2 separate regions of the Mus musculus genome follow, and region 2 is linked to region 1. A link is a loop called in an ENCODE intact Hi-C map of the cell type or tissue named here. Cell type or tissue: heart. All regions are shown on one strand. Links, peaks and the distances in the headings refer to the core of each region. The heading gives the core; the rest is flanking DNA. Region 1 overlaps Cald1 (caldesmon 1). Region 2 overlaps Cald1 (caldesmon 1).

Evidence for each region. A loop is a pair of places that touch in the nucleus more often than their neighbours do. Peaks named below come from ENCODE experiments on the same cell type or tissue, not always from the same donor. Only the 100,000 strongest peaks of a DNase experiment are listed, where the experiment ranks them.
Region 2: it touches region 1 in a loop (2.5-fold over the local background); 2 of 42 quality-filtered maps call a loop at or near these places.

Annotation. Positions count from the first base shown.
Region 1 is chr6:34,703,053-34,718,638 of GRCm38, forward strand. The region is part of intron 3 of Cald1 (caldesmon 1); the gene reads left to right. Gm38787 (a long non-coding RNA gene) reads right to left here. Exons shown (of 3, transcript XR_868972.2): 2 at 9,789-13,873; 3 at 9,243-9,515. Among named protein-coding and RNA genes, the nearest start is that of Gm38787, 22 kb to the right of the region's middle. In heart, for the core only: no CTCF peak of the experiment used is centred there; DNase peaks (open chromatin) are centred at 5,709, 6,459 and 7,199; H3K4me3 peaks cover 2,287 bases; H3K27ac peaks cover 2,500 bases.
Region 2 is chr6:34,603,903-34,619,488 of GRCm38, forward strand. The region is part of intron 1 of Cald1 (caldesmon 1); the gene reads left to right. Among named protein-coding and RNA genes, the nearest start is that of Cald1, 13 kb to the left of the region's middle. In heart, for the core only: no CTCF peak of the experiment used is centred there; no DNase peak of the experiment used is centred there; H3K27ac peaks cover 1,848 bases.

The DNA of each region.
Region 1 (15,586 bases), core at 5,055-7,554:
GAGAAATTATGTTGAACATACAGGTGGAAAGGTTTGTGAACGTCTGGAAGAGCCAAGGCTGGTGCCTCCAATAAGGCTCTTCCTAGAGTCTTAACAACCATGCCCATCTCAGGGGTCCATTCTCTTCTTGGCTCCTAATGGCCTCATATAACAGTTTGGCCTTTCCAGTGAACCCTGGCATCTGACGTCTACAGAACCTGGCAGATCTCAGAAATTTCCATACCTGCCTTTGGGTTGATGGGACTGGGATGCTAAGGATGGTTTGCCTCCGGGAGTCTGACAGAATGAGTTGGCTCCCTTGAATATGTACCCCAGATAGGTAACCTCAAGTTGAAAAAGCTGGGCCTTCTTAGCAGACACTCTGTATCCAAGTTGACTCAGTTCCTGTAGCAGGTCTCATGTCTCCTCCTGGCATGTCTCCAAGTTATCCTTCCCAACCCTCCCACAATACATACTGGAGCATAGTTATTTGGGAGTGGGCCCACTGTTACTCAACCAAGTCCTTATGCAGTGACTCTGCAGAGGTGGTGGGTGAGTTCTTGAATTCTTGAGGCAGGTGTGTCCAAGTCAGATGTTCCTTGAAGTCTCTCTCTGAGTTTTACCATTCAAAGACAAATAGAAGCTGTGGCAGTTTGGTTAACAAAAGCTATGTTCATAGCTGACTAGTGCACTTTAGCTTCTGGGTCAAAAGCAGTATAGGTTCTATAGGCTTCAAAAAGTCTTTCTAGATGTTTCCAGGGACTCTGATTCTTTCCCTGCATTGCCTGGCTCACCTTAGATAAATCTGTGGGCTGTCTGGCTGCCCCTCAGAGGCCCCCTCATCAGAATCTGGCAGAGAAAGGGGGAGCAAGGCAGGGGGCCCGAGGCTGACCCTCCTTTAGAGGAAGAAGGGTAGAGAGTGGTGAGGCCTATAACTTTCAGTCCAGGTGACCCCAGTCTTTACCCTGTAAATGATAGGAAGATGGAAAGTCCCCTCCTTAGGCCATAGTGGGCCATTCATTCCTGTAAGAAATGGTTAGTTTTCAGGGACAAACAACCAGACCTAAGTGTCTGTGACTTGGCAAAAGTCCTTAAAATAGTTCAGGATCAAGCCTGGTGAGGTGATTTGTGCCTGTCCCATCCTAGGAATCAAAGAAAAATTTGTATGAGAGGACAGAATGCACAAACAGAGTACACATAGACACAGAAGGAATCAAAGAAAAATTTGTATGAGAGGACAGAATGCACAGAGTACACATAGACACAGAAGGACATTCTCAGGGAAAGCAAAAACAAAACAAAAGGCTATCTCAGACAGTCTTCCTCCCTGCTCTTGGGAGGCCCATAGATCCATAGCTAGTTCAGAATCCAGATGAGAACTAGGAAGTTCTCCAGTTTCTGGTAGGGGTTTAGGAGCATTCTCCATTGCCCCAGCTGGGTGACAAAATATGCATCTGCTTTGTCCCTCTTGGTTTCTGGATTAAATCAGAAACAGAGTTAGAGCAGAAACAGAAACACAGATATGGATAAGACAAAAGGCAACTAGGCTCCCAGTCTTGCTGATTAACAAAACACTCCACTATTTGGATCAGGGTGTCTCCAGGGAATCCCAGACAAGCCCCCAAATGTAAGGTTACATGATTCGCTGAAGAATGATACCGTAGACTCAAATAGTATGTAAAGACAAAGAGTGTTTTAGTCTGCAGAAGTCCAACATGCTGGGGTCTCCCATTACCGGAATAGAGAGACAACCAAGTGAGCTTGCAAGCCTGAATTAAAGCACATTAGGAAATTCTGGGGTAGATGATCTATGTTAATCTGTTGGATCCATCTCTAAGGACATTCCATTACCAGGGTGTGGGGGCTGGAAACTTGCTGGGGAGGTCTGGAAAATGTTGCTTAGGAAGTAGCTGAGGAAGTCTGGAAACAGCTGCTGACCCATTGTCCTTGCCTCAGGCCAGGTGGTGGGGCAGCTTCTGAGGCCTGGACTTGTCTGGATTGCCCAGTTCTTGGAAACAGAGATTTAGGTCTAGCATCCTTAACTGTCCATTTAAAGCCTATCATGGAATCAGCCTAGCCTTCTCAGCAGGAAATTATCTTGTCTCAGCCTCTAACACTACACTCTGGTAGTTCTCCTGGTGACCCTGTAGGATGAGACACAAGAGGAGAAAGGTGGCTCTGGAGAAAGATACAAGAAGCAGACAGACCCAGAAACAGAGCCACCTTCTGGTGGGGAGGAAGAAGGTGTTGTCTGAGGGACCCACAGAGGCACTGAATTCTTGAAACAGTTTCTGAAGTTACATTACCCCACACTATGCATTCTTGTCACAGTGTTTTTAATTCATGTTAGCTTATCTTAACTTAAGAATAAGATGTGAATTAAAAGGTGAAGAGTTCTTACTGCTTCTATTCTTGTCTTAATGGAGTCTGTTTATAGATGTGAATAGAGCCATTTTAAATAATATGACTTTTAGTACCTCTTGTTTATGCAGGATATCTGCCTTACCTGCAATTAAAAGACAAACAAACAAAAAGTCCCTCTGTTCTTGGGAGTCTGCAGTGGGCTGGTTCTCACAAACTCACGGATATCATGCAGGACAATTATGAACTTCACTATGGATCCTATTGTTTGGCCCTGCCTCCCTCTTCCAGAAAGTCATTTGAAGAGGATTTTCCATTATCACTGGAGCGCACCCAGAGTCTCTGGACCAAACACTGGATCTCATGTCCTGTGACATATATAACCTTTGGAGGCACCAAAGGGGCACAGAGTCCTTCTTAGTTCTTCTGAATTCTAAAACCATCCAAATAGAGACAGAAGTAGGAACAACAGCTTGGTGTCACTCAGGCATCCAAGATTGGCCTACACTCCGACAGACCTTGTGGAAACAATTGGTGTCTTTCAGCAGCCACCATTCTGTGGGCACAGACATGCTGCACTGGGGCTGTGCTGAAACTAAAGTAATGAAAAGAAAGCTGGAGATGTAGTTCAGTAGTAGAATGATTGGTAAGGACCCATGTTCAATCCCCAATACTATCACAAAACCAAGTTTCTTAAATTGTTACCTTTGCCTCTCAAGTGGGTAGATTTCTGTACACAATGGACAGATCTGTATGCATATGTGTATATGTATGCATGTATATGTGTGGAGGCAACTGTGCTAATGAAAGGGCATGCACATAATGTGTGTGTGTGTGTGTGTGTGTGTGTGTGTGTGTGTGTGTTATGTGCATGAAGGCAATGGACACAGCACTCCCACACATTTTTTCTCTTCACTATGGAATTGTTTCAACATAGCTGTTCTTAAACAACCATTACAGCCTAGGAAGTCTGGAATAGATCATGTGGCCCAGGCTCCTACCTCCATGAAGTAAAGTTATTTTTAAAATCATATTTTATTAATAAAGGACCACCCTGTGGTGGGAGCTGTTCTTTTCGACCATGCTGACCTCCATCAAACCTTCCCAGCCCAGAGTCTCTTTGATGAAACATTAAACAATAGAATGTGCAGAAATGAAAGCGGCTATGAGCAACCTGAAGATTAGTTTGCTCTAGTTGGAGTCCTGACCTGACATCTTATACATGATGCCTACTGTCTTGCTGAATGACTGGTGGAGTTGATGATGCAGGTAGTTGGTCATCAGGTTAGCTTTCAGCCATACTGGTTCTGTAGGCTTGGCCTTCTCTGCCAACTCCCCAAGCACATATGCCTGAACAGAACATGTGCCCACACTCTCAGCTGGTTTCTCATCTTTGCTCCCTCCACTCCAACTACTGGCTCTCTGATGACTGCTGGGAAGTTGGTGCCCATCCCAACTCTGTTCTGAGCTTCCAACTGTCTTATTGCTGCTCTGCCTATCTGCCTTTTATCTGCCCATTGCTGGCCTCTGTGCTCTCTTTGTCCCTTGCTGGTGTCTTCTCCAGGTCTAAGACTCTCTTTTCTCTTCACTATTCTCATTTCTGTGCCTTATAAGGCACCATGATATGAGCCAGTAAGTTTCACCACTGTGTACTTAGGTTAGACAGACCCACATACTCTATATACTTTATATTGAAAGCAGGAAGCCAGCCTGAGACTATTCACATGGTTTTCCTTTTCCTGTCTCTACACCTACAGAGATAAGCGGGTGGATATTCTTTCTGTGATTGTTCATTAGTAGATCTTTAGCACATGAACACTGGAGCAGAAGAATAACTGCATCCTTGCACTCCACCCCCCAGTTAATGTAGGAGTATGTGTATGAGAGAGAGAGAAAGAGAGACAGAGACAGAGACAGAGACAGAGAGACAGAGACTGAGACTTAGCTTTTAAGAATCACTTTTTTTTTTAAATCTCTAGGCTACTGTATTTTATAAACCTGTTCTGGGTGTGTCAGAACTATATTTGCCACTCCTCAGAACTAGAGTGTGTAGGGATGGGAAGAATCAAGAGGTAAAATGTATTCATTTTATAAGATTTATAAAGCTCATTCATCAGTCAGGCCAGTTTTCTGTGTTTTACTTCTGTAGCAAATAGCTACTGGTGTGCTGGCTTTCAGCATTGCAGACGTACCTATCCCCAGGCCTTTAGACTTCTGACACACATCCCAACAGGCTCTAATCTAGGTGGTGGCTCACAGCATTCTCTTTGGAGGCTGTAAGGGGGAATTCATTTCCTGGCTCCTGCACGGGGCCCAGAGGCATCACATTCCTGGGCTTTTGCTCTCCTTCCTCCACAGCCTGGCTTCTCTTCCCTTTCTCCAACAGGCCTAGCTCCCTGTGAGCTCAGGCAGAAAGCCTTCTGTTTTTAAGCCTCATGTGATTAGACAGAACACACTTTGATATACCAGGGCAATCCCCTCTTTTCCACACCCACTCTTGAATCACATCTGTAAACTAACTTGGAAAGAGGCAGACACGGAAGATAACATATTGTCGTGTTCTGAGGATTAGAGAGTAGGGCGTGGAATCTTGAGAGAGGGGAACTGTTTTGCCTCCAACAGCAAGTCCCGGAATTCTATAAGCAATAAAAGAGAACAAAGTAACATTTGGTAGGAAGGAAAGGCAGCAGGTCATCTTGGTATACATTTTACAGTCCATCTCTGGAGAGAAAATGAGATGATCCTGAAGCCTGAAGCCAGTCATGTTGTGTAAAGACAGCCACATCTCAGGTTGTTTCAGTGTCTTCTGCCCTCCAGTTAATAGGTTGAGTGATAATCCACGCAGTCCACAGGATACACGTGTAGAAATAATTACATTTGGCATTTACTGACTCATACTTAGCAACTGTGGCACTGGCGACAGCATAGGGGTTAAGCAGGGAAAAACGTTGTCTAGCTATGTGGAATGAGGAGACTTAGCTCAAATGAATTAAAGCTGCTTCAAGGGAGTATGAAGGGAGTTAGGTAGATCTGCTCTCTGGCACTGATTGGAGTTTTTAAAAGCTCTGTTCTTATCTCTGTGTGGCACAAAGCTGTCCATCAGAGATCTCTTCCATTCTCCACCAAGGCCCCCTAGGACAATTGCTTCTGCTATTTACCCAAGGAGTACCTGGACCCTATGGGGCAGGGACCAGAGTTGTTCTGATTTGATAGAAAGTTGGACCCTCCAACACCAGGGCCTCTATTGCTATCAGAGATGAGGAAATGTATGCATAACACAAGCCAAGATGGGGTGTCATCTCCAGATATAGTCAACACCGCTCCTTTCCTCAGGGGCTGGAATTTGGCGGTGTTCCAAGCTGTTGGTGACCAGCGCTTGGCGATGAGATCACCATCATAGTGCCACCGATGCAGAAGGGCCTGCTGCTCTGGCAAGCGCCCAGGCAGACGACTGCCCTCCTCTCTCAGGGGAGTGCAAACACTAGACACGCTGTAAGGTCCAGCCCATCACGGAGCAAGACCCTGAACTCTTCCGCCTTTGTGTGTGGTTTGCATTTTTCTGTCATGCTCCTTTTCCTGGATAAAAGGGATGAGGGGAGTTTTTCAGATTTGATTTCTCAGTGGGAACTGTTTGCTTTGGAAGCCACCTACACCAATGCTAATTGAGAACAGAGCACAGGATGAGGGCCTGAGAATGGCAGCCGATGAACTTTTTGGTGGGCTGAATTCTGTTCATCATGTCAGAACTGGGCTGTGAGTACAAGCAGGGGCCACTGTTTCCCAAAGGCTGCGCACTGCCTCAGCTTTCCCCAGTTCGACTTATTACCCTCTCACACATTAGTGATTGATTTCTCTGAGTCAAGCTTATAAAGTCTTCATTGTGATCGTTCCCCGTCATCCTAGCCCCTACAGCCCAGCAATTTAGAGCCTGCAACTCCCCAAGTGCTCTGTATCGTTCAGGTCTAAATCTGATGGGCTTCTATTAGGGAGATTACAGTAAAAAATAACAATCAGCTCTCAGATGATCCTGTGTGGAGGGGAAGGGTGGGGAGGAGTAGATTTGGCTGAGGACAAGCCCAGACTTTCGTCACAGGGACAGACCCAAGTGTTAACACAAAGGGAAGGCAGGCGCATCCTGCTCAGCGCATTTCGGCCACAGATAATATGGCCCGTGTGCTGGCCCAGCCCACACTCTGACCTCCAGGCGCCAGGTCCCCTACCTCAGTCACTCCTGCCCAGACCAGCTGCGGACATGCTTAGCGGATCCGGGTCCCAGGGAAGGCGCTGCCTGGCCACACTCTCTCAGTGAGTTCTGCCCTTTGCCTCTTTGATTTCTCTTTTCTTTCTTTCTCTCTCTTTTTTTTTCCTCTCCAACAAAAGAATTTTTTTTAATTCTGGGAGTGGGGAAAAGAAAGAGCAAGGAGGGAGAGAGAGAGCGAGAGGAAGGCAGGAGTGTGTAAAAACTTTGTAGTTTCAGCTGCGGGTTTGGTCTGGAGTCACTGGCTTTCTGGTTTTCTTCATTTCCATCTTCCTGGTGCCTTAGCAACAGGGGTTTTACCTAGGACCTGGGTTTCTTTCTTCCAAATGCAGGCCACAGGGTATTGTGCTGCTAAAGATCTGCTGTTAATTTAGACCCGAGCTCTCTGCCTCAAAGTCATCCTTTGCAGGGCGCAGAGATTTCACTAAGCCACAGTTGCCCAATCCGTAAAGTAAACAGCCCAGAGCCCTCAGCATACTGACCATCTGCCTGGGCCATAACAAGCCTCAAAGCATATGCTATTGATCAGGGGGGCTGTTCAGATAACACGAGGGTTCTGCGGCTTTAGAAACGTGGAATTCTGGAATGTGAAAGTGAGCGGGGCCTCTGGGACCCTTTGGGGGTGATGCTGTCTTTCTACAGACACAGAGCCCAGAGGGATAACTAAGCTTACCAAAGCCAGACAACAGCCCGCAAGGATGGGGCTCCTCTGTTCCCTGAGCAGAGGAGGCCTTTTTTCGCAGTAGTGTCTGTGAGGTTTGAAAACCTTAATGCGTCCTGGGCAAAGGTAGTGTGGAGGAGTGAGGGGCACCAGATGGCCTTTTGGAGAGTCGTTCCCATTTCTGAGAGTTTTGGCTTTCATTCAGGATCACGGTCACTGGGTCCAGTTGCCCCAGAGCTTGTGCAACCGTTGGTCAAATAAGCAGAGGAGCTTGGTGGGGTCCTAGAAAATGAGAGACCTTCACACCCACAGTGTTTGCAGCGGTTTTTGGTTAACCAGGTTTTGTTGTTGTTGTTTTGGTTTTTTGAAGTTGGTCACTCAAATGGGAAAGTTCAGGGGGACCTGGGAGATGGTCTATACAATTCAGTGCTTGTTAAACTTTAAAAAAAAAAAAAAACCTTTTAAGGAGTCCTATTGTGTAACAGGGGTGTCTGGTGAGTTTGAACTAAAGCTCTGAATCCCCATCATATTGTCTCATCATAGCCCATTGGGTATCTTCCGCCCCACTCTCCTTCCTACCTCCAACCCAGCTCCCATCTGTCCGTCCTAAAGCTTCCTTCGGATCCTAGATCTCCATAGAAAAGCCCAGGCACCACTGATCTTTCCTGATGCCTTTATTTCAGATGATGAAGTGGAGGCCTATGGAGGGAAAGGCCTTGTCCAGATCCCGCTCGGCAGCAGAGCCTGGAATGCTAGGGAAAGGCCTCTCTCCCTCCCCTCTCCTCCCTTCCCCTCCCCTCCCCACCAGCCTCCCTTTCACACCTGGGTCTGGCTCTCACCATCCAGCCTATAGTTCTAGCAATTGACTTTCTCCATGCTTCTCTCATTTCTACTCTGTCACTTCCTGACTTCCTGGCCTAGCACCTGGATGATGGAGGTTTCCGTCCATCTGGTCCCTGGCCCCAGGCTCTGTCCATCCAGTCCCTATCTCAGGCTGCCTTCATCTGTGAGAACAGAGCTCACTTCTGTAATACAGCAAAGTTTTCCTTTGGTATTCCTTCTCACTGTGAGTGCTCCTGCTCCAGCCAAATTAGATGGCTTGTCACCCCCAAACCAGCATGTACAGGCTGTCCACACCTCTTCACACGCTTGCTGCCTTCCTCCCCGCTCTCCACTCTCATAACCTGTGTGCATCCTTTGATTAGTAGCCTGGTGTCAAACATGTCTGTTTTCTGACAGTAATGCATTTGATGGCAGGAACTGTTTTGAATCTTCAGCACACACACACACATACACACATGCGCGTGCATATGGATTCATAGATAAAACTTCATATTAAGTTTTTCACAACTGAAGAACTCTAACTCACTTTCTAGAAATTTCTACTCTGTGTTTCCGTCAGTCATTTGGATGTACACAGGCCTCTCGACCTTCTGCTTTGTAAGGATCATTAGACTAAATGCTAAAGCAGGCGCTCAGCCAAGTGAGCGAGAAATTCCTGTACGTTTCTATCAGACAATTTATCTCGGTTTCATCACCTATGGTGCAAGATTAGCACTGACTTTTTTTTTTCCCCCCGAGGTGCATCAAAATTCCTGAAAACCGAGACCCACGCCTGGGCTGTAGTGTTTTGTGCGTCAGGTGTGCATGGCTGTCCAGTTCTGCAGACTCTGAGATGTGTTCAGTTTGGCCTAGTGAGCTCCTTGACGGACTCGGTCCCTTTTAGCTCAGTGCTTCCCTTGCTGCTCTTTACTATGTTCCCCAAATTCATGGGGTTTTCTTGAGTCGAGATTTCAGGTTTCCTAGAAATACTTCGTTTAGTCCAGAAAGAGTTGTGTTTAATCCTTGACCTTCGGGATGATCAAGCTTTGATGTTTGTGTGACAGCTGTGGACATACACACTTAAAGCTATGGAACCAGGAAAATGGCGTAGTTCATCCTACTGCCGTCCAGGGGAAAGAATTTGAAAACATCGAAGCGAAATTACTAAATGATTGGCATAATTTTATAAGAATTTTTAGAAATGACAGAATAAATGTATCCAAAATGCCGTCGTCAATAGTACTGGGTGTCTGAAGAGATGGCTCAGTGGTTAGAAGCACTGGTTGCTCTTTCAGAGGACTCAGATTTGATCTCTAGCACCAGCATGCTAGCTCACAGTGGTCTGTAGCTCCAGGTTCCAGGAATTCAAAGTCCTCCCACTTCATGGGCTCCAGGAACGCACGTGGTGCACAGAACTACTTGCAGGCAGAATACCTGTACACATTAAAAAGTTAAAGAAATAAAAATATTTAAAGTATTGTTTTATCCAGTGTGCCAGGGGATGTAACATTTTGATTTTCCAATAGGATAGCTTTCCTATTAATAACAGAAAGTATTTCTTTCCCCTCTTATGAGCAACATTACAGCCCATTTAAAATAATTTCCAGTGTCTGGGAGTTGTCATCTTCAGTGTTATTCTTAGATGTGCTGTGAAGCAGAGATACTCACCCCAAGCTGTGCCCACCGCCTCTTTATTGTCACCTTTACCTTCTCTAGAAGCTGGCAGTCAGATTGCTTTTCATGTCCCACTCTGGTCGACAGTAGCCCAGGGTGTCAGGGAAGCCACAGGTTAGAGTGTGTCAGAAAGAAAGGTAACGGCCCCTAGACTGTCTTCTCTTACAAAGAAAGCAGCATGTGTATTTTGTGATTCTTGCTTTGCGTTACAAATTGGATTTGTGTGTGTGTGTGTGTGCGCGCGAGCGCGCAAGAGAGAGAGAAAGAGAGAGAGAGAGAGAGAGAGAGAGAGAGAGAGAGAGAGAGAGAGAGAGGTGTAAGTGTGTGATGTGATGTAAGCCTAAGTATGAGTGTGTGATGTGTGTAAGAGTATGTGTGTGATGTGATGTGTTAAGTATGAGTGTGTGTGTGTGTGTGTGTGTGTGTGTGTGTGTGTGTGTGTGTGTGAATACTGGTGCAGGCATGGAGGTCAGAGGACAAACTTCATGAGTCATTTCTCTCCTTTTCCCTTGCTGAGGCGTGTCTCTCTGAGTTCCACTGCCTAGTGCACTCCAGGCTAGCTGGCCTGTGAACTTCCGGCCTGTTCAGTCTCTGTCTCTCATCTTGCCATAAGGGCACTAGTCTTGCAGATATGAGTCACTGCATCTAGCCTTCTGTGGGTTCCAGGGACCAAACCCGGGCTTGTGTGATAGGCACTTTTGCTGGCTTCACCGTCTCTCCAGCCCCAAAGATGGGTTTTAAGGGATTGAGCTTTCTAGGCCTCTTCTCTGGGGAGGAGTAAAATGACAGTATTCATGAAACATAGGGAAGAAAGGTATAGAATGGATAATTTTGCTTTGCAAGGATTGATCACTCAGTCAAGGCTGTTGCTGAAATGTGATTGTAGGGTTCCTGCAAGCCACCATGGAAATAGTCTTGATTCTCTGAGTCTGTCTCCCCTGTGAATGGCCGGTTCGCCATCCAGGCACCTGGTCACCACAGTGGACGCCGTTTTTTGTGACTCTTCCTCTTCCCTCTCCCCTGCCTTGGTTGGGGGATAAGGCCTCACGTTATGCTGTGTATCCAATCTTTCTTCACCCATCAAAAGTGGCTCTGTAGAGGTTGGTCCAACAAGGCAGGTACAGGCGCAGAGAGCTCAGCTCCCCGACTTGTCCCTGGCATCCCTGGCATTCCTAACTGGGTGGTGAGGATGCATTTCCCACAGGCGCACAGCTGCACGCCTCTGCTCTACTTTCCCACGTACCTTGGGGCTGAAAAGGTGGCTGTGGACTCTCTGGCCTGAAGTCCCAGCTACCATGTGGAATGGTGCTGAAGCTCCAAAACCCAATTTACAAATGAAAGTTTTGGAAAGGCTTTTCTATAAATGTAGCACTGGCTGGATTTGTTTCCAGCCCTAATTGAATTTTTAAGAGGAGTCTTTTAGAATCTGTAAACCTCCCTCACTTCCATCTATTCATTCAACAAATATTCTGAGTTTCCTGTACTAGTTAGTATGTTGTATCGGGCACTAAGAACATTGAAAAGAACAAAGCCCAGGCTCTGTCCCCAAGCTTATGTCATTCTGTAACCTCCCAAACGCTTCATAAGTAAGCTTTGCCATCACCCTTTATCTACTGCCCAAATGTGTGTGTGTGTGTGTGTGTGTGTGTGTGTGTGTGTGTGTGTGTGTGAGCGCATTCGTATGCCTCAGAGAGCCTCAATTCTGAACTAACTCCTGTAAATGACACCATGATCTCAAAAAGTCACTTCAGCCTGCTTCGACATGGCGAGGCCATGATACAGGAGATGCTAATGTCTGCTGTGTGGAAAGGTGAACAGAGACACCCACCATCCATCAAAGTATACAGAAAAACATTAAGGACAAAAACCTAGTGAAGCTGTTATTAAACAACCTTGCTTTCCCAATGAAAACTTAGTATCAGAGGAACACTTAGGGAGACCATGTGTTCTCCATAGAGCCAGGCAAGAGTCCGTATGATGCAACCTCGTAAGTGAAGTTTTCAGAGTGGTATTTGGTTGTGATGTTGTAACCAGCTTTGTAGTTAAGAAACCCAATTAGGTCATCTTCCTCCCCCTCCCCCCTTAAATATTTTTGCTGGTTGTAGAAATCAAAAAAGCAACTAGGTGGTCGTTGGGTTGTTAAGTTCTGAGCAGATTTGTGAAGGGCACACTTTGCCTGATGCTACGTTTTACACCACAAGTTTGATCAACATCAATTTCCTCTGTGTTTAAGGCCACGTTTTATTAAAGGCAACTTACGTTAAACAAAATTGTTTGGTAAGGGCAGTTTAAAACAATAAACTTGTAGATAAAATAGGCTATGTTTTTCTCATCGGTCTTTCACATTTCCTTCCTAATTTATTATCAACCTCATCACATACAGATGCTGATTAAAATGAATGTGTCCTTCAACCTGTGCTGGGTTCCTGTTTAGACTCTAAGTAACTCTGGACATCTCCTCCTTCCAAGCCACGTCTGCCGGCTTTATTTAATTCTCTCTGTGTTTTCCCTTCCCATGGCTGCTTACTGATTGTGTACTTCAGTGTTTTCTTTGACAAAAATGCCCGAGCTGATGAACTTCTTTTGTTTGGGTCCATTGATGCAGAGGTGTTGGTCTCTGATCATTTGGCCTTATGACTTTGGGCCTTTTTTGTGGTGTAGCATCATGGCACAAGTGTGTGGTGGAAGACACGGTCTACAGACTTGGTTTCTGGGAAACAAAAAGACACAAAAAGGCCAGTTCATAGACATTCTCCTGCTAACTTCTTCTAAGTGGGACCCACTTATTAACAGTAGTGCCCCCTCCACACTACAGTATAGCAAGCCTGGGGACCAAGTCTGTAACCCGGGGCTGGTGAGTAGACTGCTTCACTCTCCTTTTCTAGAGTTTCATCCTCCACATGGTTTTGTCCTTCATTTTGAAAGTCTCAGACGAAGGTTAAGATAACAGCCAAGTACGAATGGTCTCCCCATCCTTCAGAGAAGACCATGCACTGGCCGCTTTAGCATGTTAGGAAGGGAAACACTGTATGCATACAGCAGTGGATTCTACCGAAGGCAGCAAGCAAATCACACCCCTGTGGGGTTTCCAGGGGAAGAGAATGAAGTGACCACTATTAATCACTGAGTGAATGATGGTTTAAAGTGTCTCCACACAAGCCCATGTGTTGTACACTTGGTCCCCAGCTGATGGTTGCTGTTTTGTAGGATTACGGAAGCTTGAGGAGGTGGCGTCTAACAGGTCACCAGGCAGGGGGCTGGGGTTGGGGTCCAGGTTTTAGAGGATAGATCCTTGTCCTGGTAGTTTCCAGTTGCTCTCTGCTTCCTGTCCACCACAAGGTGATGTGTAGAACGGCCTTTTCTAGCTCTCACCGCCATGATGTTTTGATGGAACACACGTAGCCAAGCAACCGTGTGCAGAAGACAGTGTGAGTCAGAAGTTACACTTCTTCCCTGAAGGCTACAGCCATAAGAAAAATACCAGCAGCGGATAGGTTGCTAAGTTCACTGTGCTCTGCCTTCTCCACCTGTGGAAAGGCTAGCGGAAGCTAAGGGAACTAGTCCCCACAGCAACGAATCCCGGTGGAAGCTTCAATCAGTATACCACACCCCTGCTTTTGATTCTGAGCATCCCATTTTTCAGAAACCCCAGAGCCCCCGAGGCTGGGGCAAATGCGGTGGAATTGAGTCTGTGATTGACCTGCATTCATTATCATATCCCACTTTTCAGAAAGTCAAGAGTTCTTTGTCTCTGGTTGTACTTGCTTTGTTTAGTTCCCACTAGGAAGCAGGTCCCACACAACTGTCTTCAGGACAAGTCCAGTCTTCAAGGACATTTGCTAAACACTGAGGCAAAAAAAAAAAAAAAAATAGACTTCCTCATTTTTCTTATTTGTCCTAAATGAGGAACACCAGGAAGGAAAGAATGTGGTAGGATGTAAGATGTGTTTGTCAACCAGGGCCGCCAGTTCTTAAGTACTCTTGACAGATGAGCAACATGTATGTTAAGAATCCCGAGACTTGACCATCCTGAAAATCTTGGGTTCCAGTTTATCTGTTTATTAACAGTGTGCTCAGAGAGAGGTACTTAATGTCTGTGAGTTTCTTACTACATTCATCTACAAAAAAAAAGAGAGAGAGAAAAATGACTGTAGTTAACACAACTTCTGATGTTTAGTGAGAGTTCACAAGGCAGGAGGGGTGGGTGGTTAACTGTGAGAGCCATTTGAGGGAGTTAGTACATAGAAGGTGAGTGGGTTGCTAGGTAATCACAAGAGCAGGGCCAAGTCTGATGGGGTGAATTCGTTTCCTGGAACTTCCAGGGCAAAGTAGAAAGGCAAATGGGTGGCTTAGAAAGACAGAAGTTTGTTAGAAGTCTGAAAGTAACATCAGTGGGGACTCACTCTAGGAGACCACTGGGAAGGGTCTGTCCTGGCCTCTTCTAGCTTCTGATGGCCCTAGATGTCCCTTGGCTCATGGCCTTGTGTCTCAGTAGTTTCACATGCCATTCTGGATGTCTCTTTCCATTGCCCTCCCCCCATGCATGTCTGTGTTTGTGTTCAGAGGACACCAGTTGTACTGGATTGCATACCACTCAGATGACCTCATCTCCACGTCCTTACATCTGCAAAGACCTCCCATTGAAGTCACGGAGAGGCTTAGGGTTAGGAGATCAACAGAGCTCTGTGGGGAATGCAATTCAGCTCATTTGTAAGTGAGCAGATCTCCTAGAATTACATGACACTCAACAGGCCCAGCCAGACCTTTAAAGTTTGCTAATGTCCCCACAAAATGGGCAAACATCTTGCATCCCAGAGGGGGCTATTAGCTAGTCTCTTGAGTATTTCCTAACCACAAAAGTTCCCTAGTCCTAAGAACAGGAAGGGGCTTTTCTCCTGAAATGAAGGACACCCAGAAAGAATTTGTTAACTCTGTTAACTTCAAGGCAAAGAGTTGTACAGTCCCAGATAAAGCTTAGGTCTGCAAAGTTCACGCTCTCTGCTCTGGCCCTGCATACTTCTTAAATGTCCGACCTTACTTAAATATGCGCTTTGATCTCTCCTGGGTCTCAAGACTGGTGAGTTAAAGAGAGACCATGTAAAAGCCCCTACCCCAAAGAGCGGAGATATCTCTGTTAACCAACTTCTCCCAGGAGGCCTGGGATGCTAAGGAGTATGAGCCCCACTCAGAGCTACAGTGAAAACTCCCAATATCCTCAGGCTTAGGAAGACTACAGGAACACAGCAAAGGTGAAAGTGAGCATATGAAAAGAGAAATTTAGAAGAGAGGACATTTTAAGAAGTCAGCTAGACTGAGTGCCAATACAATGTAACCAACCTTCCAACTGAACATGCTACAACTGCTCCTTAACAAAGCAGAGCTGCTCAGTCCTTAAATTGAATACTGTATCGGTTTCCTGGGGTCACTGTTACAAATCACCACCCACTAAGTGGCTTAAAAATGATAGCTGAGTGGTCCTTCCACGGGTGACTGCCCTTCTGTGGATGAGCATAGGATACACCCAGACATAGAAATATTATCCACTACTGAAAAAAAAAAAGGCTGTTAAGTCATGGGGGAAAAAAAAAACTTGTCTGAAACTTGGACAAATACTATGAAGTGAAAGAAATTGGTCTGAAAAAGACCAACATAGCTTTTAAGCATACATTGATCTGTAGAAGCCAAGACTAATGGAGACAGAAGTCATTGGTGAGTGCCAAAGCTTGGGGGAGAAGGAAAGAGGCTTAAGAGGGGCCAGTGAGCAGAGTGCAGGAGGACTTGGGTGAGGGGTATATACTGGAGCTGTGGGGGCAGGTTGTTCAAATGCACAG
Region 2 (15,586 bases), core at 7,857-10,356, 96 kb before region 1:
TTGATTGGCTCAGGTCCCTTAGCAGAGCAGATGGTCGAAGACTCTGGCGAACTCAATGTATTACTCAATGAGTCTGGCGGCTGCCCTGCCCCTATCTGGGGATCATCCTTGAATTAAGAAAAGCTAGGGAGGGTTACTTTCAGTTGAAGAGAAAGTTAGGTGCAGAGACAAACATCCGGAATGACCAACAGCTCTCAATGGCTCTCACTTGAATTTTTCATGCGAACGAGTTTGTGGATAGGCAAAAAAACATCCAAAGGTGGACTCATATTAATGACCATCTTCGTATGGCATGGTGAGCCAACCTCAAGAAAGGTCAACTTGAAGTTGACACCACTAGTAACTGAAAAACTCTAGAGAAAAATATCATGAGGTGTGTTGTTGGCAAAAAGTTTTGTGTCTTTGTATAAACCAGTGCTTTGCTGTGGCTCCTTCCCTGAAGGAGGGCAATCTCTCCAAGTCGGTAAATTAACAACTGGACAATTTTAATAAAGAAAAATGAGGTGTCTAGGGACATGCCTCAGTTGGTATAAGTGCTTGCTGTACAGCAGGAGATTAAATTCCCAGCATAACCAGGAACCTGCAATCCAAGCAGTGTGGAAGGCAGGAGCTGGGGGAATCTCTAGGGTTACAGGTTCAGTGAGACACCTGCCTCAAAGAACTAAAGCAACGACAGAGAACACTTGACATGCTCCTTTGTCCTTGGCAGGGGCATGCATGTGCACGTGCCACCGCCACAAACCTGCACACATACTACACAAACATACAACGCAAAAGCTCATTTATCTCAGGGTTAATCACAGGTCTTTAGTGAACCAAATACGTTATGCTAACATATTCGTAGCCAATGGAATTTGTGATCTAAGTGATACTTACCTCTCTGCCTCTCGTTCACCAAACCTTCTCGTGATCAAGAAGGGGAACAGATGCACTATACAGTCTCTCAGTTCCAACCACGTTGCTCTATTCTGGCTCCCTCTTCAAATAAACATCGACAAATATACACTCAGGAATGAGTATCAGTGGCCAGGTCAGAAGAGTCAAACAAACAAGGACTAGATAGGTGGGGATGGACAAGGAAATGGAGCTGCATTCAAGAATGCATTCTAGTGTTTGGAGCATCTCTATACAGGGATGGGAGGAAGCACCTGTCTAAAGAGAGTAAAAGTTCGTGGAATTTTTAAGATGCCAGTACTTTGGGAAATTACTTAGCTGAGGGAGTGCATACCTACTCTACCCATCATTACGATAATTTCCTACGCTGTGGCCAAGTCCACACAGGTAGAAAATACTACCGTTGACAAAGATCCCAGAAAGAGCCTTGGCTGCCGAAGAGGTATGCTTGGCACATCAATCTTTAGGTTCCCAACCTTCGGACCCCACCTCTGAGAGGCCACAAGTTGTTGCAAAGAGATAAACATATCTATCTATATACACAGGAAGTGATTTTGGTAAACTGAGTAAGAAGGTATCTCTCCCCAGGACATTGTTGTGCTACCATTTTTCTAATTATAGAGCTATGTTATGAGGAGGAGGAGCTAAATTATTAAGGAGTAATTGAATTTATAGTCACTTCTACTTGTATTTATTTATTTATTATTTATTTATTTCATTTTCCCAATCCCTGGACCTGTGGCATGTACTATTTACTATTGTGCATAGGAAAGAACATCAAGAAATTTGGGCATCTTAAGGACAAAAAAACATAAAGGATCTGGGCTTGTGGATGTAGTGCAGTGGTGTGTCACTTGCCTAGAATGCATAAGGCCTAAGTTTGATCCCTAGCCCAGAAAGATAAATAAATATCAGCAATCTACTTTTCATCTTCTAGATAAAAGAAAAAAGTCTAGGCATCCCCAGCAACTAAAATTATGTGTACTGTTAGGTGCCTTTAAGTAAGGTTTACCTGTTGTGTTAGTCACAAGATGCAGAGAGCAGGCAACAGCAGTCTACTGTTTGCTGTGGTCTATTGGCCTCACACACAGCAGAATCCCAGTAAATATTTTTTGAGTGGAAGAACAATGCATGAGTTGACCAAGGTCGTGTCCTTTGTTAGTGGCAGAGATGATTCTGGATCACACAGCTTTGAAGTGCCAGGCAGTTCCCAATAAGAGAAGATGCTCCACTTCAGAGATTCACAGGTTCAGCCTGCCTGCATCCGTGGTTCTTAAGCAGCCTCGCAACCAGACTCAATTTCAGAGCCTTTTGACCCAGCCCTGGGGTTTCCAATTCAGTAGGTCTTGCTGGAGTGGGGTCCAGGCATCTGCAGTTTGTAAAAGCTTCTTCCAGGCTCTCATGAAACATCCTGCCTCAGAAATAATTCTGGTCACTGGTGTTTACAGTAATTTATGGCACATGATGGAGTTCATTATTCCTCAGAAACCTATTTTTGTTTAGATGATCCCCACCCCCACCCCACCCCTAAAAGTTACAGCTGTGGATCCCAAATACTCCATTTTGCCAAGCCTCTTTGGAAATGAGCTGAAGTATTTATCTGAAACTCCTCCATCTTCCTCTATCCTTTTTTTTTTTTTTTTTTTTTTTGGCTAAGCACAAAACTATCACTCCCATAAGGTCGAACTTGCTGATGAGATTTCCAGTGTTTGCTTTTGTAAAGTTTGCACTGGAAATGTGGGAAGAATAAAATTTCTCATGGTGTTTCCACGTCTCATTCCAGCCACTGTTACTAAGTGGAATTTAGGCCTTGGGGGAGGGGCGACTCTGAGAATTTTTCTCTTTATAAGTATTTATGTCTTTGAGCGACTTTAAAGATCAGTTACTTCAGCTAGTTCCCTTAGCAGAAAAAAAAGTTTATTCTCTCTCTCTCTCTCTCCCCCCCCTTCCTCCCTCCCTCTCTTTCTCTCTCTCTTTCTGTGTGTGTGTGTCTGTCTGTCTGTCTGTTCTCATGTCTTTCTTCCTTTCCTTTTTGTGGTAAGGATAACAAATCCCGAATGAGTTGCATCCTGTACTCCACATCCCCAATTCCCCCAAAGTTGGAACTTGCACAGCCCCTGGTTTAGATGCTCTCTTAGGAGGCCCCTTTAGGAGCAGTTGGGCAACAAGGGACAAGTTTGTTTTTGCAGGGCAGAAAGTTCACCTTAAGGCTCTTCTGGCATTCAGTGGCTTGGAGTAGAAAGACTGTACCATATTCTGAGCACGGTATACACATACAACATTCACTGAAGATTTTACAGCATAATTTCTCATGTGATTGGCCTGGTCCAATAAGATTGCCAGGATTGGGCTGGTGAGGTGGTACAGTGGGCAAAGACACTTCCCTCAAGCCTGAAAGCCTGAGTTCAATTCCCAGTATACACATGGTAGGTCAAACCAACTCAGCAAGTAGTCCGCTGAACGCCACACATGCGCCATGACGCGTGCCCCTTCCCCACACAAATAAAACGTTTTTTTTTAAAAAATGTAATTGAAAAAAAAAAAACGGAAAAAGAGATAGCTAGGATCAGTTTCTGTTTTTGCACGAAAGATGTTTGCTTTACAAGAGCAGGTACTTCCGGTGTGCGCATGGGGTGGGGTGGGGTGGGGTGGGGTGGGGTGGGGTGGGGTGGGCGGGCAGGGGCGGGGCAGAGCTTTCGGAAGAGAAGCTAAAAAGGATTAGCTCCTCCCGTTGTACCCAGCATGCCCTCTCTCTGTCACTATCCTCTCTTTCCAAGTTCAGAGTAGCTCCCCAAATTGGAAAGTTAAACTTTCAAGAATTTTGAGAACTAGTTGTAAAATATGACCAGTATTTTTAAACTGACCATATAAGCTCATTATTCTGTATATAATATTAAAATATTATATTAAAAAAATCCACCCCTTCCTAATTAGCTCACTATATTCTGCTATTATTTGACCTCTGATGGTCAGTTTTATCTGCTGAGTCTATCCAATGAAAGCGCATGTGATGTTAGAAGTACTAATTACAAACTACATTGAACATGGTTGATACTATATACAATACTACACGTTATTGGTAATCTATTGTGCTTGCCCACGGAGGCTCTCTGCAGGCATGTGACTCTCTTTCTAACCCCTACTCTTTGCCACACACTTCCTCATATTGCTTCTCCTTGACCTCCATGTAGATGGGAGGAACAGGGTTGATTTCTTTAATGTTTGGGCTTTCCAGGAAGGAAGACAAAGACCAGTAGATACAAGTTTTAGGACATCCTGATTCAGGTTGGCAAGCGTGCATTCTAACTGGGGCTGTCTCTGAAGCATGGATCTCCCTGCTTTGCAGAAGACAGCCTCCACGATCGTCTTCACCTGACCCATTTCCTTTACCCTTATAAATGGGCCTGGAGCTGCCTTTTATAGTTGAAGAATTCATTATGTAATATGGTTAAAGGGTTTTTATTGTTCCTAAGGCTATGTGGTTTTTATTTTTTTTTATAGATAGATAGAATTTTTTTCAATAATTTAGACCTGGAATGGGAAATGGAAAGAAAACGAAGAAGGGGAGGGAGGAGGAAGATGAGGAGGTGGGGGTTAAGAGAGAGAGAGAGAGAGAGAGAGAGAGAGAGAGAGAGAGCACTGGGATGATTGACTTGAAGCCTTAGGGCTCTAGGACGAAGTTTCAATCTGTCCATTACCCTACTGGCTCACTGTATGTCACAACTTTTTCAGCAAAGGCCATCTGAGAACAGCAAAGTAAATTAAATAGCTGGCCCCAAGTGACATAAATGGCAAATGGCATAGCAGGAATCAGTGCCACTCCCTGATTCCAACCCTATGGCTGTCTGTTCTGTCTTCCTGGGAAAGTGAAGGAAGCCAGAGCACAAGGTTTCCATAAGCAATCATTAGAACTTGTCATTGAGCCATACTGCAGTTCAGCTAGACAGACAAGCACACTGTCACTCCCTGCCATATAAGGAAGCAGAACTAAACACCATGCCTTACACTACTGACTCAAGTCAGTTGCTCTGCTCAGAGGCAGGCGGACCTGGAGCAACTAGGAAGAAACCAAAAGTGGGCTGTCCTTGGAAGCCCAAAGATGTCAGCAAATGGGTTCTCTGCCCGACCAAAGGGAAACACCCTGGAATTAGGTTCTGAAGGTTTCTGTGACTTGGACAAACATTGTAGCTGTTTCGGTGATTGTAGCTGTTTCAGGTGTTCCTTTGTGTCAAATTTAGATGTTCAAAAGACTGAGTTCGAGGTCAGCCTGGTCTACAAAGTGAGTTCCAGGACATCCAGGGCTATACAGAGAAACCCTGCCTTGCCCCCCCACCCCCCAATGAGAACTGGATGGACTGTTGAGAGCTCTGCCTCTGCCCAGCTGAAGTTAGGGTCCCCTTGCCTTGGTAGCCACTCCCACTCCCCACAATTCAGCACGTTTGTGCCAGCACTCTTCAACTTTATAATCAATCACAATCAGAACTTAAGAATGCAAGTCTAGTAGCCAATTTCATTGGAGAAACTGAGGCACAATTATCTGTTCAAGATCAGCTGGTCTAATCTTGCTGCGAAGAAGGCTCACGATTCCAGATAACTCTAAGATAACACATAGTCTCCTCAGAGAAAGTTGGGGGACGGATTAAACAGTCCCTTCAACTCCTCCTAACATGCATCTTTGGTCAGATTATACCTGGGTATTCATCTCTGAGACCTACCGTAACAGAGCACTACAAACAGAAGCCAATTTTGTCGCAGTTCTAGGTTAGAAGGCCAAGGCCAGGCCATCCCCGGGGTTGGTTCCTTCTACTGCAGTGAGGAAGGCTGTGCTCTACCTGTTCCCTCACAACTAGATAGTCCTGTCCGTGTTCCTGTGGCATGTTCTCTGTACGCGCCTGCATCTCTGTCCCCGTCTCCTTTCTTAGAAAGTTTACTGTATTGGAGCCCATGCTTTGGACTGCCCTTTAACTTGATAGTCTCTGTAAAGACCCAAACGTTTGAGGTGAAGGGCTTCGAGCCCCAACGAATGAATTAAACCCAGACTATGCCCCAACTCAAAATCGGGGTAGAAACCTATGCGGCACGGGTTCCGAAAGCCCAGTTGCAGAAGACCCTACTGCTGACGGGATTCTGCCGTCCCTCTAGGTCTGGGGCAGCTTTGCTAGAAGTCGCTTGGCCTTTTGAACTTGCCCTTGAGATTTACTTTTCAGCCTTTCACAATATGAAATTCTGATCTGGTGAAAAGTCAAAAAAGGTCTCCGAAATGACGCACTGAGGCACAGCTTCGCTCGCTGTGGCCTATCTGTGGACGGCTGGGAAACCACAGTGCAGACAGTCTGGTATGCGGCCATCAGGGGTGGGGGAGGGGCTGGTGGGAAGGCTGAGCCAAGGCGGGGATGGGGGGGGGGAAGGAAGAGAGAGAGAGAGAGAGAGAGAGAGAGAGAGAGAGAGAGAGAGATGCTACCCTGGAGCAGCCTGGAGACAGCCACCACAGGGGCTGTGGGGGAGTCTGCAAGAACTCTTTTCAGTCAAATTTACAAAGGCTGATCTCGGCCAGTAACCGTGTCAATACAGGGGAAAATATTAGGAGCCTACACATATTTGTGTTATGAATCACTTTGAGTCTTCGTTTCCCCTGTCTCTTCACTGTTTAAGCTTAAAGGATAAATGCTTGCGCGCTCTGCTTTCGCTGGCCCTCTTCGCTTTATCTACATTTGCTCTGCCACAGTTCATAGTTTGTGTGTCCTGTCTCCTTTTCCGGTTTGTTTCCTGCTGCGTCGTGCCTCTCTTCCCCTTCCTTCTCCATGTGTGTCCCAGTTGCGATCCTTTCCATTAGTCCTCTGGCTCAGGCCAGAACTATCGAGGAGGTGACTGTGCCAATTGTCGTCCAAACTGGGGGACAGGAAGAGCTATTAATAGCTTCCCTAGAATAGCAGTCACAGGCTGGGAGTGCCCAGGCGCACTGGGAGGGAGGGTCATCCTCTTTAGAGTTTAGGTTCTCTCCTCCCTAAGCCCCTCTCCTCTTCTGACTGCTCACTGTTTCTGTGTCTTTCTTTAAAAGTACTTCTATTCTGAGACTTTCACGTTTCCATTCTAACTCATCTCTCTCTCTGCACCCCTTACTGGCTCCCACACCCCACTGTGTGGAACAACCTTTTGCTTTTGTTTGTTTAATGTAATTTTTTTCTAGGGTTTTTTTTTCCCTTTTGAGTCAAAGTTACACTATATATACCACTTGAGAGTGGAGCACCGATGTGACAAGTTGCTTATGGTCTCCTATGAGCTGCAACTCGTCTGTACACCTTCTGGGGTTAGAGCGGTCCCTGCACTGCAAAAGTGCCTAGAGCTGTCATGTACAGTTATTATGTATGTGTATCTTGGCTCTCACAGGACATACTTTCTGTATGTGTACATATGTGCACACTAGAGTTGAAAATGATAATGATATATGGCCTAAAAATAGAAAAATATATAGTCAAAGCTAACTGTATTGCTTTCACTATGTCCTAGTGGTCTACATTGATTATCCTTTTAAAACTGTGTGTGCAATGACTGCTGTGGGTTTAACATGGGTAGAAATAAACTTTTAAGGCAAAAAATATAGAATAAACTTAATAGTCTTAAGTCTCTAAGTGTGTGTGTGTGTGTGTGTGTGTGTGTGTGTAGGCCAGAGGTCAACAGCTGTTACCTTCTTCAGTTTGCTCTCCACAATTTTTTTTAAAGACAGGGTGTCTTACTGAACATGGAGTGCCCTGATTCAACTATGTTGGGAGTTGTAGTGGTCTACCTGTCTCTGCCCTCCCAGTGCTGATCGTACAGGTGTGGGGTGCTATGCTTGACTCTTTACACAGGAAACAGGCACCCACATTCAATTCCTCATGCTTACACAGGAAGCAGTCTACTAACTACACCATCTGCCTAGCTCTTCAAATGGGATTCCACTTGTGACCAGTCCTGGGCAATTTCTAGATTGTTCTGAAAAATCATTTCAATTGTCAAGATCTATGTTAGACTTGCAGTTGCCCAAGGACATTCTAAGCTCCCCTGTAGCTAGGAGGGGAGAAACAAGAACATGAGTCCTTGGAAAAAATCAGTTACTGAAAAATCAGTCAGTAGCTGTCTGAAGTACTCAATGGCCCACAACTATGTCAGCTGCACGGAGCCATTCTCATTTGTTAGGTACTTACTTGGAGATTTTGACCAAAAAACTTCCTCCTCCTCCTCCTCTTCTTTTATCAAGCATCCTTAAAATTAATGAATGAAGGAGGCAGTAAGATAAGGTAATTTAGGAAGGAAATGGGTTCTGTTGAAATTGTTCCTTTCCTCCTAGACCTCTTCCCACTCTTCCCCCTGGTGTCCTCTCCTCCTGGTTTCTATTTCTTCTCCCATTGAGATTATGGTTGCAAATGTCCTGTGGCCATCGGGCCACCTTCTGCTCTAGTCATGTTGTTTACAAATATCCTTGTATGGAGATCGATGATACAAAGCTCTTCCCCATAGTCTCCAGGGATGGTATGCAGCTGTAGAGCTGGTGGGATAGAAATGTCTGTCCCTCGGCCTGCGATCTGACCACATAGGATCAGCTAGCCTGGAGCTGCCTGCCCATCTGTGTTAGTACAAATAGGAAGTGAGGAGGGTAGGAGTTTGGCGGTTGTTTTATTATTTTTTTTTCCATTTCATTAAACGTCCATGTCTCTCCATATTTTGGCTTTTACCCTTGCTGTTAAAAATACAGCAGTTGTTCTTTCCACTGGGAGTAGCTACACCCTGATAATTCCTTTTCAAGGTGTCCCTGGCCAAGGTCAAGCTTTTGGTGCCTGGGCTCACATTTTGCAGTGGGCTCAGGTTCCAGGTAATGGCCTATTGGGTAAGGACCTTCCTCCTCACCACAGCTGTATGACCCTCCTGTCTTCTCTGTACCCGACTCCGTGAATGTTCTTTAGCCTAACCCTTCCCTGTAATGCCCGCATAGGGAGCAAAGAGCTTTCACAGCAAAAGACTCCATGCAGCATGGTGTCTTCAAGCCCAGACATGGTTTTCTATCCTTTTCCCTTTGTAATCTGAAGACCCCGGGTGGCTTGGGCGGTGGGAGTAAGTCGAATAGAATTCAGTTTGGACTGAAATTCCACATCTGAGGTTTCCAGCAGCTATCCCACATGTGACAGCTTCAGCAGACTCCTTTGTCTGGGGGGCCGGGGGGGGGGGGGCTCCTACTCCAGGATCAGGCTTCTCTTCTTTCTACCTGTTTAAAAAAATGTGAAAAAGACGCAACGCATGCTTAGTACAGAGAACTAGAAAACACAGAGGGTTACACTGTCACTGCTGATACTAAGATCATTTCCTCTATATACCTACGTTTTGGTTTTTTTAGTTGGCACGTGACTTGCATGTGTTTACAGCCTACCATATGCTGATTCAAAGCACATAATTCAATGCATACACAACATTAAGGTTCTGGTTTTACTCTTGTCTTTAACAATCAGTGGTGACAGGTGTGGGCCAGAGAGGCCGCTCGGTGGACAAGGCACTTGCCATGTGTGGGTGAAGAGCAGAGTTTGCATCCCCAGTACCCACATAAATGCAAGGCGGCTGTGCCATGTGCCTTCTGCCAGGAATTCCAGTGCTCAGGATGGGGAGACTGGGATCATCCAGGGCAAGCCAGGCTAGCAAGAATGAGCAAGCTTCAGGTTCAGTGAAGGGAGGTCAAGAGAGACCTTAGATGTCAACTTCAGGCTTCTATGTGCAGTTGTACCTCTGCGCATGGGCACCCGAACAACCGTGTGCTTACACACAAGGGAAAGGGCACATGGACACTGCAAACACACACCATATTAGCAATCACCTTTGGAAGAAACTCTGCTGCAAAGGGACAGTTAAGGCAGGTTAGCATCTGATTCACGATGTTTCCCTAACACAAACATCAGTGTGTATCTTCCTCTTAAAGCTTTGTATGTGTCCAATGTACACAGTGAACAACAATAAAATCTTCAGAGTCTTGCTGCACTCAGTCTTTCATCTGCATTTGAAGTTCTGACACATGAGGCCACATATGCGAATTATTCTCACACTTGGCAGTTGCTGTGATTTTAATATCTTATGGCGGATTTCATTCGGGTTTTTTAAATACTCTAAAAATATAGAATACAAGCATGTTGGAAAACAGTGAATGTGTTTGGGGTTAAGTTCACATAAGCAATCATATGGGTAGGTCTTTTTATTATTCTTTAAATAAAATTTTATTTTGAAATATGTTTAGGTTTTCAGTTGCAAGAATATTACAGAGTTCTCATACCCTGCACCGAACTCCATCCATTGTTAACTTTAGTATGCTATATTTATAACAAATAATGAAATGATACTATTACAGTATTACTAATGAAACACCATACTCTATATGGATCTTAGTTTTTATTCAGTTTACTTTGTTTTTCAAGGCCCTTGGATCAATGTGTGTGTGGTGTTTTTTTGTTTTGTTTTGTTTTGTTTTGTTTTTTGTTTTAAGTGGAAAAATTTAAACATTTTCATTGTGGAGCTATTGTTAGAACCCTAACACACAAGTGAAAGCCACACAAGACAACCCCTTTCTTGAACAAATGTTTGCTGCCCAAGCCATTTTCTTGAGGGATTTCCACCTGAAATGCCCTAGGTCTCCTCTGGTCTTTGGTTACCTTGAGACCACCAGCAGATTCCTCTGCCTGCTCCATCCTGTTGCAAGACACCAGTACTCTTTTCCACAACTGAGACTAACCATCCCAGGACCACACACACGCACACCCCTGCATCACCCTCTTCCCGCACAGTTGGAGACCAAAACATCAGCGTGAAAGGTGGACTTGGCTGAGCTGTTTAAGTTTCACTCTTCACGTTTGTATGACATCAGAATGTTACTTGTGAAAGGTTGGACACTAAGAGAAGAAATGAGGTAGAAGAGCTAGCTGGTGGTGAAGAAGGAAGAGGGAGTGGGGGTACTCGGGGTGGGGCATCCATGTTTTGTCACATCTTGAAATCAAGGCTTCATTAAGAAAAAAAAAGGAACCTACTGTTAACAAATATGCCATAGAAGTGTTTGCTTTCTTGAAAGTATTTCAAAGTTAGCCATCCATATGTTGATCTTTCAAATTGTTTTTGGACTGTGAATTAACAACAGAAACTATCCATTGAATCCTGTTTATACCTTTGAGCGAGTTGGTGGCATTGGTGGGTGACTAGACTGCTTGTGACGTTTGGCCCTTATAGCAGAGGGCTTAAACTAGGTGTGGTCTCTCTTAACTCTGAAGTTGTTTGGTTCAGGGTTTCTAGCCTCCAACATAATCTCATTGCTGTGCTTTACTTCAAGGCGCTCCTTTAATCTTTGTTTCCACTGACAGATCACTTGTGGAAGGAGAAGAAAAAACTAAGTGTGGTTCAGATGTTGGATACAAATGAGCTACCTTCAAGGGATCAGTTACTTCATTTGCAATACTTGAATCGATACTGTGTAGAGATGGAACCCAATGTGTGTAGGCGCCTGAATAAAGATGAACCTATGCTAAGATGAGGAAATGTGTCTTTGTATCCATACCTTAACTGTTGGGGAGATCTACTCATCAATAAGTCAAACAATATTCTTAACTAAGAAACCTTTCCTAAATCTAATAGTAACAGTATCGGGATGCTGAAATAACTAGTTTGGCCTTAGTAAAAAGGTGAGAGACACCTTTCCTAAGAGGGGGATTGAGCCAACTCTCAAACAGGAGGCCATCAGAGTCAGGGAAGGGAAATAAGAGCTCAGGTCTGGGGTGGGAATGGTTACTGGGTCTGGCACATCTGTTTTGGTCTTTTCTGTTCCACATGTAGCTATATAGTTTACATAAAAATATCTCCCCAGAGAATCAGAAAGAACAGATTTATGGAACCAGATGTGAGTTAGCATTTCTACAGGTGTGGTTCTGCCGCTGAAAGAACATGTTGTACCAGGGATGGAGTTTCTTCTTATGTAATCAATATAAATTACCACCCGACTTTACAGAGCTTGGTAAAGCAAACATGTGCCATTCGGGCTGGCCTTCTGCTATATAAAGAGACCTTGATTCACCTGGAGTCTAATGTGAAAAAGTGTACCATTCAATATGTATGAACGAAACTTAGTAAAGAAGATCACAGCTATGATCAAGCAAAGCTCTTCCAGCTTGAGTACGGGGGGGTGGGGGGGAGTTGTATTAGACAGACACTGCATTTAATGTGTGTCTTTCTTCATTAAGAAAAACAAGAGATCCCTTATAAATATGTGTGAAGTCTCTTGATATTTGATAGGAAAGGACTGAGGGCAATAATAATAATATCAAACCCAAGCAACAACAAAAACCAGAACATAAGAACAGAGGTACACTAATGATGAGAAAAGTTCTTTAGATGGACAGAATTGGGAGGAGGAGGAGGAGGAGGAGGAGGAGGAGTCCTTAGGTAAGTGACAAAGCCTTTCTACAATTACACACAAAAAGAGAATTTTAAAATTCTGGACAAAATAAACAGGTTGCTAGAAAGTAGATATTATATCAGTAAATGAGTTAACACAAATGTGTTGAGTTTTTTTAAGTTTGCTGTTTTTACAATAAACAAAAATGAATATTTTCACTTGATGATGTATAATTTGCTTAAACCCTTTCAACTCCAGTTTATCTTGTATTCAAATCTATTCCTGTTAACTTTAAACCTTTTCTTCATTAAATGGTATAGAGGTATTTTTCTAATACTTCAAATTGTTCGCTTTGCTTTTTGTTTTTCAAGTCAAGGTTTCTCTGTGTAGCCCTGGCTGTCCTGGAACTCACTCTGTAGACCAGGCTGGCCTCAAACTCAGAGCTCCATCTGCTTCTGCATAAGTGTGGTCCACCACAGAGGCAAACTTTCAAACTATTTAGATACAAAGTAATTTAGTCTTACTTCTATTTTTTTAGTTCTTCTTTTCTTGGATATTCTCTGATTCCTTGGTTTTTTTTTTCCTTTCCTTATTTTTATTTACTTCCTTTAATTGACTAAGGTGTGAACATTCCATTCCTATTTTTCTTCAAATGCCCATTTATTTATTAAGAGAAATAGTCTTACTAAATAACTCCTGGCTGGGCTGGACTAGGCTGGAACTTGCTGTGCATCCCAGCCCAGCTTCAAACATGAGGTTCTCCTGCCTCATCCTCCTAAGTGTTAGAATGACAGGTATGTAGCACCATAGCTGGCGTTGTTTCTTTTTTAAAATTTAACAAGAAAATATGACAAAGCACAGATTTTACCAGCTTTTAAATCTGTCCTATTCATCTGTAAGCTGTCATTGTTTAGTAATCTCTATGCTTTGTTTTTAAATCCAAGAGGTTAGTTACCGGCATATCTATCCATCCATCTATCCATCCATTAATCCTTCCACCTACCTAAAAGAGTCACTACTTACAATGAGCCACCAATATATCTTAGTTGATATATACCGTTTATCTTTACTTCTAGCAAACCATTCATCTTTTTCTGGGCACAGGCTCCACCCCGACCTCAGGGCTGGGTATCAAACCCAGGGCTGTTTGCTTGCTGGGCAAAGGCTCTTCTACTGAGCTAAATCCCCAACCCCTGCATACATGTTCTTATTTATTCTTTTGAAATTCTTTAAAACACAATGTGGGGCAGTAAATTATTTGAGCTTCAGAAAAATGGATATTTTGGTTTCTTTTTTTTTTTAGAGTGTATACTTGAATATTAGTTTATATGGATATAAAATATTTGCTTGGAACTGAAGACATTTTGTTTTCTTTTAACAAGTATTATTTAAAGGAAGTTGCCTGCCATGATAGTTACTCTCTTCTCTAACAGTAAAGTTTTGTTTTCTTTTTTATAGTTTTTTTGGTGGGGTTTTGTTGTTTCCATTGACGCTATCAAGTATTACTTGGGGGGGAAGTATCATTTAGGGGTACTAAGAAATGTGATATTGGCTAATTTTATCATTGTGTGAATATCTTAGAACATAATTAAACAAACTAATATGGCCATGATGTCACTGAATGATATAATCTTGAGTAGAACCATTGTATGCATATTGATTAAATGGCATTATATGCATCCACACACTTGGATAGTAAAGTTTCTATATGAAATAATATTAGAATTTAAATATACTATATTTACATTGCATTAGAAAATCTCAATTGCCTTCCTTGCAAAAGTTGAAAAAGACACACTCACTTTGGAGAACAATTTGATAATGCTTCACAAAGGCAAACTTATACCTAGCCTCAGGCTCAGAAATTCCACTGCCAGGGTCTTAATCAAGATAAATGGAAACTCACACACACACACACACACACACACACATGATTAAGGTTATTAGAATTCCCTATTTTCTTACTATTTGCCCTATTTATTTCTATATCACTGTTCAGGTTGCTCATAAATTAAATATATCTATTTTTAAAAAATCCTATAAATAAAATTAAACTATGCATGACTTTGGCATAGTCTACCTCACACAGTGATTCATCCACATTGTTACACACACATTGAGTTTTCTTATTTAGCTGATGAAAAAAAACAATGTGCATAATCTATTTCCCATTGTCCTGTTAAGGATCACTTAAGTTTCAGACTGATATAATGTAAATAAAAATACTGGGATATTTAAATATTTTTACTTGTGTGAGGTGTGTGTGTATGTATGTGTGTATGTATGCAAACATACACTTTTATTTACCTTGAGTAAAAACTTAGAAATGAAATTTTTGTGTAAGATTATATAGATACCTAACCTTGTAAGAAATTGCCAAAATAAGTTCCTGTTATTTTCAACTCTTACAAGCAATACGTAAGCATCCACTGGGTCTGGGTTTTTTATGTTTTGAGTATTTAGTCTTTTATATTTAAACCATTCTAGTGGTTTTCTCTTGTGGTTTTATTTTGCACATGTCTAATGACAAATTATCAATTTTAAAGTTTTATTATTTATTATTGCTATTATGTGTGTGTTTGCAAGATCTGTGGGCATGGGTGAGCACGCCATGGTGTACATGTGGAGGTGGGCTCTGATTCACTTTTGGAAGAAGATGCTAATCAAGTTATTTGCAGAATTTTAAAATGGAACTTTGTTGTTGTGTTTTGCTGTTTGTTTAGACAGGGTTCTACCCTGTAGCCCAGGCTGATCTCAGACCTACTATGGAGCCCATAGCTGGCCTTGAACTTACAGTGATCCTTCTATCTCAGCTTTTCAGTGTTGGCATGCCATCATTCCTGGCTTAATTTTAATCGGAGTTATTTTGAGGGAGTTCATTATACCCTTGGCTAAAAGTCAAAGTTATATGTTATGCATATTTTCTTCAAGACAGTAACTCACCTTTCCATGGTTTCAGTAGTTTTTTGATAAGCCAAAGCTTTATATTTTCATGAAACTCAATTCGTCATTTAAATGTCATGACCAGTGTCTTTTCCTTTCTCTCTGGGAAACATCTGTACACACCCAGAAGGCAAAAAGTCTCCTGTTTTCTAAGAAGTCTCATTATTTGGGTGTTTATATTTAGCTCTGTATCCTGGAGAAGATGAATATTTATACATAGCACCAAGTAGCCACTGAACCAAATTTTCCCATTAGCTTACCCAACTGTCCCAGGTCAATTGACTGTGAGACCAGCTTTCTCGAGTAACTGTGTAGGTTCTTCTGTTGAAAATGTACTGCCTCCTGTAGAGGTATGCT